2 separate regions of the Homo sapiens genome follow, and region 2 is linked to region 1. The links are chromatin loops, found by intact Hi-C in ENCODE. Cell type or tissue: A673. All regions are shown on one strand. Links, peaks and the distances in the headings refer to the core of each region. The heading gives the core; the rest is flanking DNA.

What was found. Hi-C counts contacts between places; a loop is a spot of excess contacts. Peaks named below come from ENCODE experiments on the same cell type or tissue, not always from the same donor. Only the 100,000 strongest peaks of a DNase experiment are listed, where the experiment ranks them.
Region 2: a loop joins it to region 1, with 9 times the contacts of the local background. A loop is called at or near these places in 91 of 110 quality-filtered maps.

What each region holds. Positions count from the first base shown.
Region 1 is chr4:145,231,976-145,237,363 of GRCh38, forward strand. No RefSeq gene overlaps it. Among named protein-coding and RNA genes, the nearest start is that of OTUD4, 54 kb to the left of the region's middle. RefSeq lists a silencer at 2,292-2,391. In A673, for the core only: a CTCF peak has its summit at 2,303 (motif pointing right); a DNase peak (open chromatin) is centred at 2,316.
Region 2 is chr4:145,607,775-145,613,162 of GRCh38, forward strand. No RefSeq gene overlaps it. Among named protein-coding and RNA genes, the nearest start is that of MMAA, 8.9 kb to the right of the region's middle. In A673, for the core only: a CTCF peak has its summit at 2,230 (motif pointing left); a DNase peak (open chromatin) is centred at 2,237.

The DNA.
Region 1 (5,388 bases), core at 135-5,134:
GGTTGCAAGCAAAATTTTATTTGGGATTTACCTTTGACACTAATGCAAGACAATCTAGAATGGAATGAATCTCATTGCTAGTTCTCCAAGCATGCATAGTATCAATGTTTCTTTGAGTGGAAATTTTGTTTGGCCAATAAAGTTTTTACAATTTCAACACCATAGGAGGCCTTTGAACTTTCTAAAAGTGCTCCCAAAATAGAAATCCTCATTTGATGCTGTTCTTGTGCAGATAACATGGGAACTGGACCTGGCTCTGCCAACAGATGTCAATACTTTCACGATGAAGAGAAATAGCGATTCCTTCATGATCTGCTTCAAAATATTGGAATAGATTTTAGTGATTCTGGAATGGATGAGAAGATTTGACAGAAGCATTGTTTTACTTTTTAAATTTTCCTTCAAATTACAAATCAGAATAACCATTTCCAGGACATTTTGCTTCAGCAAGGTCTTTTATTTAGTCGTGCAGCAAGCGATCTTGCAGGATGACTCAAGACAATACATCTTTGTGTTGGAGAAAATCCAAGTTTTTAATGCTTTCCAATTGACCCTTTTACTAAGGCAAAAGAGGCAGACTGTGCAGTGTATTTTCAGGATGTAAGGGATCACTTCAGCTTTGTTCGGTTCCTGCTTCCATAGGTAATATGTTCAACAATGCAAGCAAAATCCAAGGGGGCAGACAGAGATAAAGAGAGATTCTTGGCCAGGCGCGGTGACTCACGCCTGTAATCCCAGCACTTTGGGAGGCCGAGGCAGACGGATCACGAGGTAAGGAGATCGAGACCATCCTGGCTAACACGGTGAAACCCCGTCTCTACTAAAAATACAAAAAATTAGCCGGGCATGGTGGCAGGCGCCTGTAGTCCCAGCTACTTGGGAGGCTGAGGCAGAAGAATGGCGTGAACCCGGAAGGCGGAGCTTGCAGTGAGCCGAGATTGTGCCACTGCACTCCAACCTGGGCGACAGAGTGAGGCTCCGTCTCAAGAAAAAAAAAAAAAAAAAAAAAAAAAAAGCGAGATTTTTGCTGGGCACGGTAGCTCATGCCTGTAATCCCAGCACTTTGAGAGGCCAAGGCGGGTGATCATGAGGTCAGGAGATTGAGACCATCCTAACTAACACGGTGAAACCCCATCTCTACTAAAAATAAAAAAAAATTATCCAGGCGTGGTGGTGGGCGCCTGTAGTCCCAGCTACTGGGGAGCCTGAGGCAGGAGAATCGCTTGAACCTGGAGGCGGGTGCAGTGAGCTGAGATTGCGCCACTGCACTCCAGCCTGGGCGACAGAGCGAGACTCGGTCTCAAAAAAAAAAAAGAGGGATTCTTTTTTTTTGGTGATATATCCTAGCCTAAACTGATATTAAGGTATAAACAGATGTTCATAATCATGTTTCATTTTCAATTCATGTCAAAGAATGGCCTGGTAAATATTATAACAGGCCAATGACACCAATAATGTACCAAACTGTAATTTTGCATACTGCTTTTTACTTATTTATTATGAAACAATGCTTTCATAAAATGTTATACAAAAAGTTTTTCTCCCCAAAATATAGTTTTAAATATTGGGGAAGACGTACAAAAAAAGTATATTTTTCCCCAGGTTTGTGGATCCTCTAGAAGTCATCCATTAGTTCTCTGGCTTATAAACCAAGGGCTAACAACTTCATCTATCAATAAGGCTTTAATCTTCTGATACTAATCTATCTCTTCACTTTTACCTTCATCTATTAAGTATAATTGTCTGAAGTGAGACAGGAAATAATTAAAATAACTTGGAGCAGCAATTTCTAAACTGTGGTGCAAAGGGACACTGACGGCCCCTGGAAAAAACTCATCTTTCCCTTTGCCATTTCCTCCTCTCTCTCCAGACTTTTTTTAAAATCCCAATGTTTCTCTGAAATTGTGATGAATCTCTCAAGAGTTTTTGTGTATGAAGATTGACCACTTGCACATCTGAGAGAATATTGCCTTCTCCTAGCAGGGAGTTTTGACCTATGTGGGGTTTGGGAACACTTACAGCATTCAAAGATCCCCTTTAAAAGGGGTCTGGAACCCAAAGCTCCATTTTAATTTACACATCCTGTGTATCGTCTGTTACAGTTCTTTCTTTTCATGCTATGACTCTTCATCCTGCCCTTGCTCTGATTTTTACTGAAGACCAGCTACTTCAGCCTGTTCATGCATGATCACTTTTTCTGGTATTCTTTTTCCTTCCTCATGTTAAATCCTCATGTTCTTAAGTTTTCTAATTTGTGACCTTCTCATTTACTCTAAGCCTGGCCCTATATGGAGAGCTTCATCCTCCCAGCAGGGGTCACCATAGTTCCTTCCTGGAGAGCCTATAGGTATCATGTTAAAGAATCCACCCTCTGGTCTTTATACAGTTCCAGTTTCTATAGAACATTATAAACACTAAGGCTCAACATTCACATTGTATTCATGTCTGTCCTGATTTAATATTGACTAACACTTTAAACACTTTTTGAAGCAAGTAATGTTATTTTAAAATCGTATGTATTTGTTTTTGTTATAAATTCCTGGATGGACAGGAAAGATAACCCCCACATCATGCCTCATACATTGTAGATTAAAGTTCTTATCCTTAGATACAAATGTATAAAAAACAAAATTACTGTACTTTTTTGTTCTTTTTTTCTTCAATCTATACTTTCTCCTAATAAATTGGAGATATTTGAAGCACTTAGAAATTTGAAGCACTTAGAATCTAAGTATTTGAAGCACTTAGAATCTAAATGATGTAATATAAATAAGATTAAATTAGAATATATTTAATTGTTTTTTAGAATCAAGCATTCTCTTTAAAATTCTTTTCTATATTTATGCCATTTTAACTCATTGCATTGATTTTTAAAAAAATTACACAAATGAAAAAGAACCAGGAAAAGTTAGCTATGTGGTAGTTATGGAAACATAATAAAGTGATTATTTGAGTGAAACTCAGGGAGCAACTTGACTTAAACAAAGATATCACACCACCAATTCTACCTTCTCATTTGTGCATTATTAAATTAGATCATTCCTACAAGCATCAAATATACTATTGTTTTTCTAATCTTAAACAAATATGACTCTTTTTTTTTTTTTTTTTTTTGAGACAGAGTGTCACTCTGTTGCCCAGACTAGAGTGTAGTGGTGTGACCTTGGCTCACTGCAATCTTTGCCTCCTGGGTTCAAGCAATTCTCCTGCCTTAGCCTCCTAAGCAGCTGGGACTACAGGTGCGTGCCATCATGCCCAGCTAATTTTTGTATTTTTAGCAAAGACAAGGTTTTGCCATGTTGACCTGGTCTCGAACTCTTGACCTCAAGTGATCTGTCCACCTCGGCCTCTCAAACTGCTGGATTACAGGTGTGAGCCACCATGCCCAGCCAATACAACTTCTTTTGAGCCTACTTCTCCAGCTACTGCCCTGTGTCTCTGCCCTCCTCTGCAGCAAAAATTACTTGAAAAAGTTGCTTATACTTTCTGTCTTCTTCTTATTCAAATCAGGCTTTTCCCCACCTGCCCCTGAACTTGCTCTCGTCAGGGTAACCAGTGACCTCCATGTTGCTAAATCCAATGGCCGCTTCTCAGTTCTCCTCTAATTTGGCCTATGGGCAGCATTTGGCAAACATTTTCTTCACTTGCTTCCAAGACACCACAGAGGCTGGTTGTCCTGTTACTTAGTTGATCCTTCATGGCTGATCTCTTTCTGTATCCTCTTCCTCTTCCTGAACATTAGCATGCTAGAATTCCATAGGCTCTGGCATGGTCCTCTACTCTCCTCTACCTCCATTCACTTCCCAAGTGATCTCATCCAGTTCCATGACTTTAAATATCATCTGTTCCCTAAGAAATTTTGCTCAACTGCTGATAACAAAGATCCAATTACAGCAGCTTTGACACAAAATAGTTCATTCTCTTCCATATTAGGAGTCAGAAGGAGGCCATCCACAGCTGATATGGCATATTCACAAGGTCATCAGAAACTCAGGCTGCTTCTGACTTTCTGTTCCATCATCTTAGCACGTGGCTTATATTCTCAAGTCTGGGACTACAGGCACGCACCACCACATCCAGCTGATTTTTGTATTTTTAGTTGAGATGGGGTTTCACCATGTTGGCCAGGATGGTCTCAATCTCTTGATCTCGTGATCCTCCCACCTCGGCATCCCAAAGTGTTGCGATTACAGGTGTGAGCCACTGCTCCCTGCCTAAATGTGAAGTTCTAAGGGGGAAGAGGAAAAAGAATATTTGGTAAGTACCTAGTAGTTTCTGCCATAACATCAATATATCAAAGAGTCCCATATTCATATTTCCAGCCCTGCACTCTTCTCCAAGCCTCAAGACCACTTACTGTGCTTGGATGCACACTTGGCAACTAAAACTTAACATGAGCAAAGCATTGCCTTTGTAATGGAGACTCAAAGATGAATGACTGTGAGTTGAGGGAAGAATGAGGAGTGAGAAAGTGAAGACAGTGAATACAGTATAGAGAACTCTTTCAGGAGTTTTGATAGAAAGAAGAGCAGAGGAACAGAAAAATGGGAAGTAGCTGGAGGAGAATGTAAAATCTCAGGAGAATTTTGTTTCATTTTATAAAAAGAATAATATTTCAACCTATTAGTATAATAATGGGAGTGGTTTAGGAAAGAAGAAATGAATGACTCAGGGAAAGGGGAATAATTGTAGGAGTAAAGTCCTCAAGAAGACGGGGGAGACAAAATACAAAGCACAAATGAGATCAGCATTTGATGTAAATGACAGAGAAAGCAGAGTATGGGGGCACAACTTATAGGCAAGACGGCTCACTGAGTTTAAGCTTCGATAACGCACTTTGCTCCAAATACATGACAAAAATAGATCAAATGTAAAAAAAAGATAAGTCTAGGATAAAAAATAAGACAAACATCTCCTAAATGAAAATAGAACAAAAATGTCAAAGTGGCTAGACTGAAGTCACAAAGTTTATGGAAAATCCAGAAAGCATAAAGTACTGGTTAGGATTTCAGCTCCTGAGGGGCAGAGGACACTAAACTTGCTCCATGAGAAACTGAATCCAGTTTTACAGCTTGAAAACTCTTCTATTCTCAGGAGTGAGGCTGGAAAAAATTACATTTATTTATCTATTTTTTAGAGATGGGTTTCACTCTGTCACCCAGGCTGGAGTGTAAAGCTATTCACAGGTTCAATCATGGCTCACTGCAGCCTTGAACTTTTGGCCTCAAGTGATCCTCCTGCCTCAGCCTCCTGAATAGTGGGGACTACAGATGTGTGCCACCATGCCTGGCTCTGAAAAAATATTAAAACTCTGCATGACTTGTATTTGGAGATGTGGCTTTTAGAAAGCTGTGGACCTAAGGAGAAGGGGGTGCATAGATACAATCT
Region 2 (5,388 bases), core at 266-5,265, 380 kb after region 1:
TATACTTCTTTTCTAAAGGAGCAATAATTATTGTTTTTATTTCCTTTTTGTCATATAACTTATTTGGGATAATCTCCTTCCCAAATTTCTAAATGATTGCTTTTTTCCCCTTGTTTAATCATTTGTTATTCATTTTTATTGTATTTTATTACTTTTAGAGAATGTGATCTAAGTTTTAGATTATTTTCTAAATACTGAGTTTTTAATGGCCTAATGTTATCAATTTTAGCATATATTCTACAGATCTTTGTCAAAAAGAAATAATCATATTTAGGGTCTAACATTCAAGATATACATGAACATAAATAGGTAGATAGATATTAATCTTTTAAATTATAATCTTGGAATTTTTTTGACTACTTGATTTGTCAGGTCATTAATTCAAATGACACAGTTATAAAATGAGAATCTTTCTTAGGGGTAACATGTCTAAGCAAGTTGTTATCTACACATAAAGATATTTTCCCTTATATTACTTCAGAATATTTAATATTTTCATTAACTAACAATACTTGGCAAAGCATGTGATTAGTGTCTATAACAAGATTGTTTTTTCTCACTGTCAGATTTTAATCCCCTACTTCCCTTTCAACATTGAATACATATAAACTACGCCAGAATGGTCTTTCTATGTCTTCTTTCTCCAGTAAGCAACATGATGACCGTGGGGTTTTTTGGTGTATGTGGAAGGGGAAGGTGGGTTATGTTGTGGACTGGCATCTGTGTCATATTTTGTTCTTACCAACCATACAGTTAGAACAAAATGGGCAAGAGTGTAACCTCTGAGTAGGACTTTGGAAAGTACCCCCCCCCCCAACATCCTTAATCATTATAAGACTTATTTATAGGAGTAAAATAGTTTCTCATATAAAATTTGAAAACAGCATCTGCAATATAATCAGGCAGGAGGAAAATGGTATATTTAATCACATCACTCCAAGGCAACCATTAATAACTAGTTTTGCTTCTTTCCTTCTAATATTTCTTCTAGAATTGTTTTACATAATTGAGACTCTTCTGCTATTATATAATAGGCATTTTCCATTATTAAAAATTATTTAACAGAATCATGTTTAAATGCCTTGACAATATACTATTATTTACTTAATATTTCTTTAATATTAAACTGGCATTTCCAATATCTTTGTATTATTAATTATGCTTTGGTGAATTTGTTTTCTTTCTATCCTTTTTTTTGTTTTGTTTTGAGATAGAGTCTTGCTCAGGCTGGAGTGCAGTGGCGCGATCTCAGCTCACTGCAACCTCCGCCTCCCAGGTTAATGTGATTCTTCTGCCTCAGCCTTCCAAGTAGCTGCGATTACAGGTGCCCACCAGCATGCCTCGCTAATTTTTGTATTTTTGGTAGAGACAGTGTTTCACCATGTTGGCCAGGTTGGTCTCGAACTCCTGACTTCACGTGATCTGCCTGCCTCAGCCTCCCAAAGTGCTGGGATTACAGGCGTGGGCCATAAGTAACACAGTGGATCCCTAACTTTTGGGTGCATCCAAAAGCCCTGAAAGGCCTCATTCCCCAAGTTTCAGGTTCAGTAAAAGTCTGAGCGTGGCCAAATAATTTGTATTTCTAACATTTCAGGTGATGTCAATGCTGCTGGTCCAGGGACCAAACTTGGAGAATCACTGTAATAATGACATGTAAGGATTTGTTTCAATAATTTCTGAAAAGCAATGCTTCTTCCTTCTATTGTTGTTTCCATCTTTGATAATGCAGGGAAAAATAATACTTATTTTAGATTAGAAAAGGAAGTAGTAATGTCTATTAAAGGTTTTTAAAAATCTTTTAGTCATTGGCTTTTGCTAACTCGTTTGCACTGATTGTGGAATCTTACTGGAACCATTTGACCCTGGAGCTACATCACTATACAGCTGGTCTCATTTTTTTTAAGTCACCTGCCCTCATTTAATTCATTTCCTTTGGTGTTTTCCTTCCTGTGGAAAGTCTCTGACATCTGTCCTACATACTTCCTTATGAATACAAAAGCTCATCTTTTTTATTTTTAAGTTTTATGAGTCAATTACTCTTACCCTTTTTGTATTTGTGATGTTTTCATTCCTTATGTTTTCAAAAGACACTCTAGTCTATAATTATTTATGATTGCTCTTTAAAAAAATTTTTAAACATCTTTTACTACATTCTGTTGACATATTTAGGTCTGAGCCTAATGTCAAATACTAGCAGCAGATGACTTCTCACTTCACTGGCACCATCATGTGGTGAAATTGTGCGCTACATCGAAACATTTGCCAACATGGTGCCATTTCATCACATCTTATGTATAGATAACACTGAAATTGGAACTATCATAATAAGTTAGGGAATCTGAAATAATCCTGTTACTTTAGTAAATTCACAGAAAAGTAAGCACCAATGATTAAGTATGTGGACACTGAAGTCAATTACATGAGCTCAAAGCCAGACTTTTATACTATCATGTAACATTTGGGCACATTGGTTAATCTCCCTGAGTCTCAGTTTCCCTGTATGTAAAATGGGATAACAGTAGCATCTATCTCACAGGGATGTTGACAATAGCCATAAAATAGTTTAATAATATCAGCTGCGATTAGTTGTTACCATGCCATCACATTTGATTTTCCCTTTATGTTCATACCAAGAAAAGAAAATCAGACTTCCCCTGTGAGTTTAGAAAATTATACCAAAATGGAATAATTGTTTTCAGAATTATTAGAAGTAACATGAAGTTAAAAACTGTAAAAGATAAAGGTTGAAAAAACATTTAAATAAAAGTCATTTTTTTAAAAAGGCAACTTCTGGAAAGAAAGGTCTATGAACTCTATTTACCAAGTGAAATTTGAAAATTAATCTCATTATATTAAGCATAATCGACAGTCAAAATAAACAATTGTGAAGATGAGTAACTTAAAACCTTTTTAAGGGTCAAAAATACTTTTTAAAATTAAAAGTGATTTATAGTCCCCAATCCTCTCAATGATCTATTGAAAGAGAAATGTTTAATTTTATAAATCCTTGAAAGAGATACATGTGGGACAGATCTGTATGTTGGAAATCTTTCTATTAAAAAATAAATTATTTTATCACGATAATAGTGAGAGTAGAAGAAAGCATGCAGGGTTGCTGTGATTTGAATGTGTTCCCCAAAGTTAATGTGTTGGAGGCTTCATTTCCAATGCAATGGTGTTGAGAAGTGAAACTTTTGAGAGGTGACTGGGTCCTGAGGGCTCTACTCTCATTAAGGGATGAATGGAGCCATTATTGCAGGAGTGCATAATTGTCATGGGAGTGGAGTTCCTGATAAAAGGATAAGTTCAGCCCCCTTCCCTACTCTTTTCCCTTGCCTACTCTTTCCCTCTCTTGCCCTCCAAGCCTTCCACCATGGAATGATGGAGCAAGAAGGCCTCACCAGGTGTGGGACCCTTGATTCTGGACTTCCCAGCCTCCAGAACTGTAAGGAATAATTTCTCTTCTTTATAAATTACCTAGTCTGTGGCATTCTGTTATAGAAGCACAAAACAGACTAAGACATAAAATTGGTGTTGAGGAGTGGGGCTGTTGCTACAACAAATACCTGAAAATGTAGATGTGGCTTTGGAACTGGGTAACAAATAGAGGCTGGAAGAATTTGGAGGAGCAAATAGAAAAGCCTCGACTGCTGTGAATGGAGCACTGGGCAATTCTGGTGAGAAGACAAGAACTGTGAGGAGAGCCTAATCTTCTTAAGGATTACTTAAGTGGTCATGACCAGAAGGCTGGTAGAAATATGGACAGTAGAGGCCATTCTGATGAAGTCTCAGATGGAAATAAGAAACAATGCATTGGAAACTGGATTAAAAGCTATCCGTGTTTTGCAGAAAATTGTGATGGAACTGTGTCCATTTCCTAGGACTTTGTGGAAGGCAGAACTTAAAAGAGATGAACTAAAATATCTGGTGGAAGAAGTTTCTAAGCAGCAAATTATTGAAGGAGTTGCATGGATATGTTTAACTGTATACAGCAAAATAAGATAAAATGTAAGATATGAAAGCTACACACACACACACACACACAGAGAGAGAGAGAGAGAGAGAGAGAGGGAGAGAGAGAGAGGTGATTTAGAATTTATACCGAAAGGGAAGCAGAGCAGAAAGATTAGGAAAATTTGCAGCCTGGGCATGGAGAGTGTGTTGTCCAAAACACCACCAGAATGCCTAAATGGTAGAAAGGAGAGCTTTATTGGCAATATCAGTTTGCAAACTGAGAAGAATCAATGGCATGTGCTGAAGGTGCTCTTTTTTGAAGATGAAAAGGGCAGGTTGGCCCTTATGCCTCAAAGGGCTTGTGCAGTCATACATATTCGGCAGGTTTGGGGAAAAGCTATACATATTTATGTGGAGAGTTGAGTGCATGTGCAATAGGCAGGCATATATAATGTATAACCCATGTTCACTTTGGGGTGGGGTTTTGGCATTAAAATGGGGTGAAATTTGGCTCCATGTTAAAAGGTGAACTGTAGGATACGAAGACTGTGCACAGTCTCTATAAGCTTGCTGAAACTTGCTTAAGGTCTATACTTACTCATTAGGAAAGTGTGTTTATAAGGTAGGTCTTCTGTCCAATCAGAGTTGAAGTGGTCTGAGTTGTAAATCAGAGTTTATGAGGGCTCTTGATAATTTACATGAAAGCTCCTATTGTTAGGGAGTTTAATAAGAGTGTGTTTATTCTTATAGCCATAGGAATTTAGAAGTTATCATGTCAGCTGAGCACTGAACCCTCAAAGAAAAGTATCTGTTTCTTTAAACTTGGGGTCTGTCTTAGTTGATAAAGGGGCATCTCTTTTGGTTTCTCAGGTCACAAGTAAAATAGTGTCTTTAGGACAGCAAACCGAGGATATGGCCAAGCCACTATTTGCTAAAGAGGTTAGTATGGCTAGCAGGAAACCAGGTGATATTCATCAAGACCATGGAGAATGACCTGAAAGGAATTTCAGACATCTTTGAGGCTCCCTTCCATCACAGGCCCAGAGCTCTAGAACAGAATGGTTTGGGGGGACAACCCACAGTGCCCTCCGTGGGCTTGCTGCCCAGGGCGACTTCCAGACTCTGCTCCCTGTATGCCAGTGCTGTAATCCTGTCACCCCAGCAGTGGTTCAAGCAGGCCTGGCTGTGGCTCAGGTTGCCATTCCAGAGGACACAAGCGGTAAGCCTTGGTGGCATCATGTGGTGCTGATTCTGCAGATGTGTAGAATCCAAGAGCTGTGGGGACATGGTGACTTCCACCTAGATTTCAAAGAATGTGGACAGCCCAGTAGGTCAATGCCTAGTGGTCTTGAGAGTGGGGCAGCTCCCAAGACCACAAAACTGTAGGGCTACCAGCATGCAACTCCAACCTGGGAAAGCTGGAGGCATGAAATT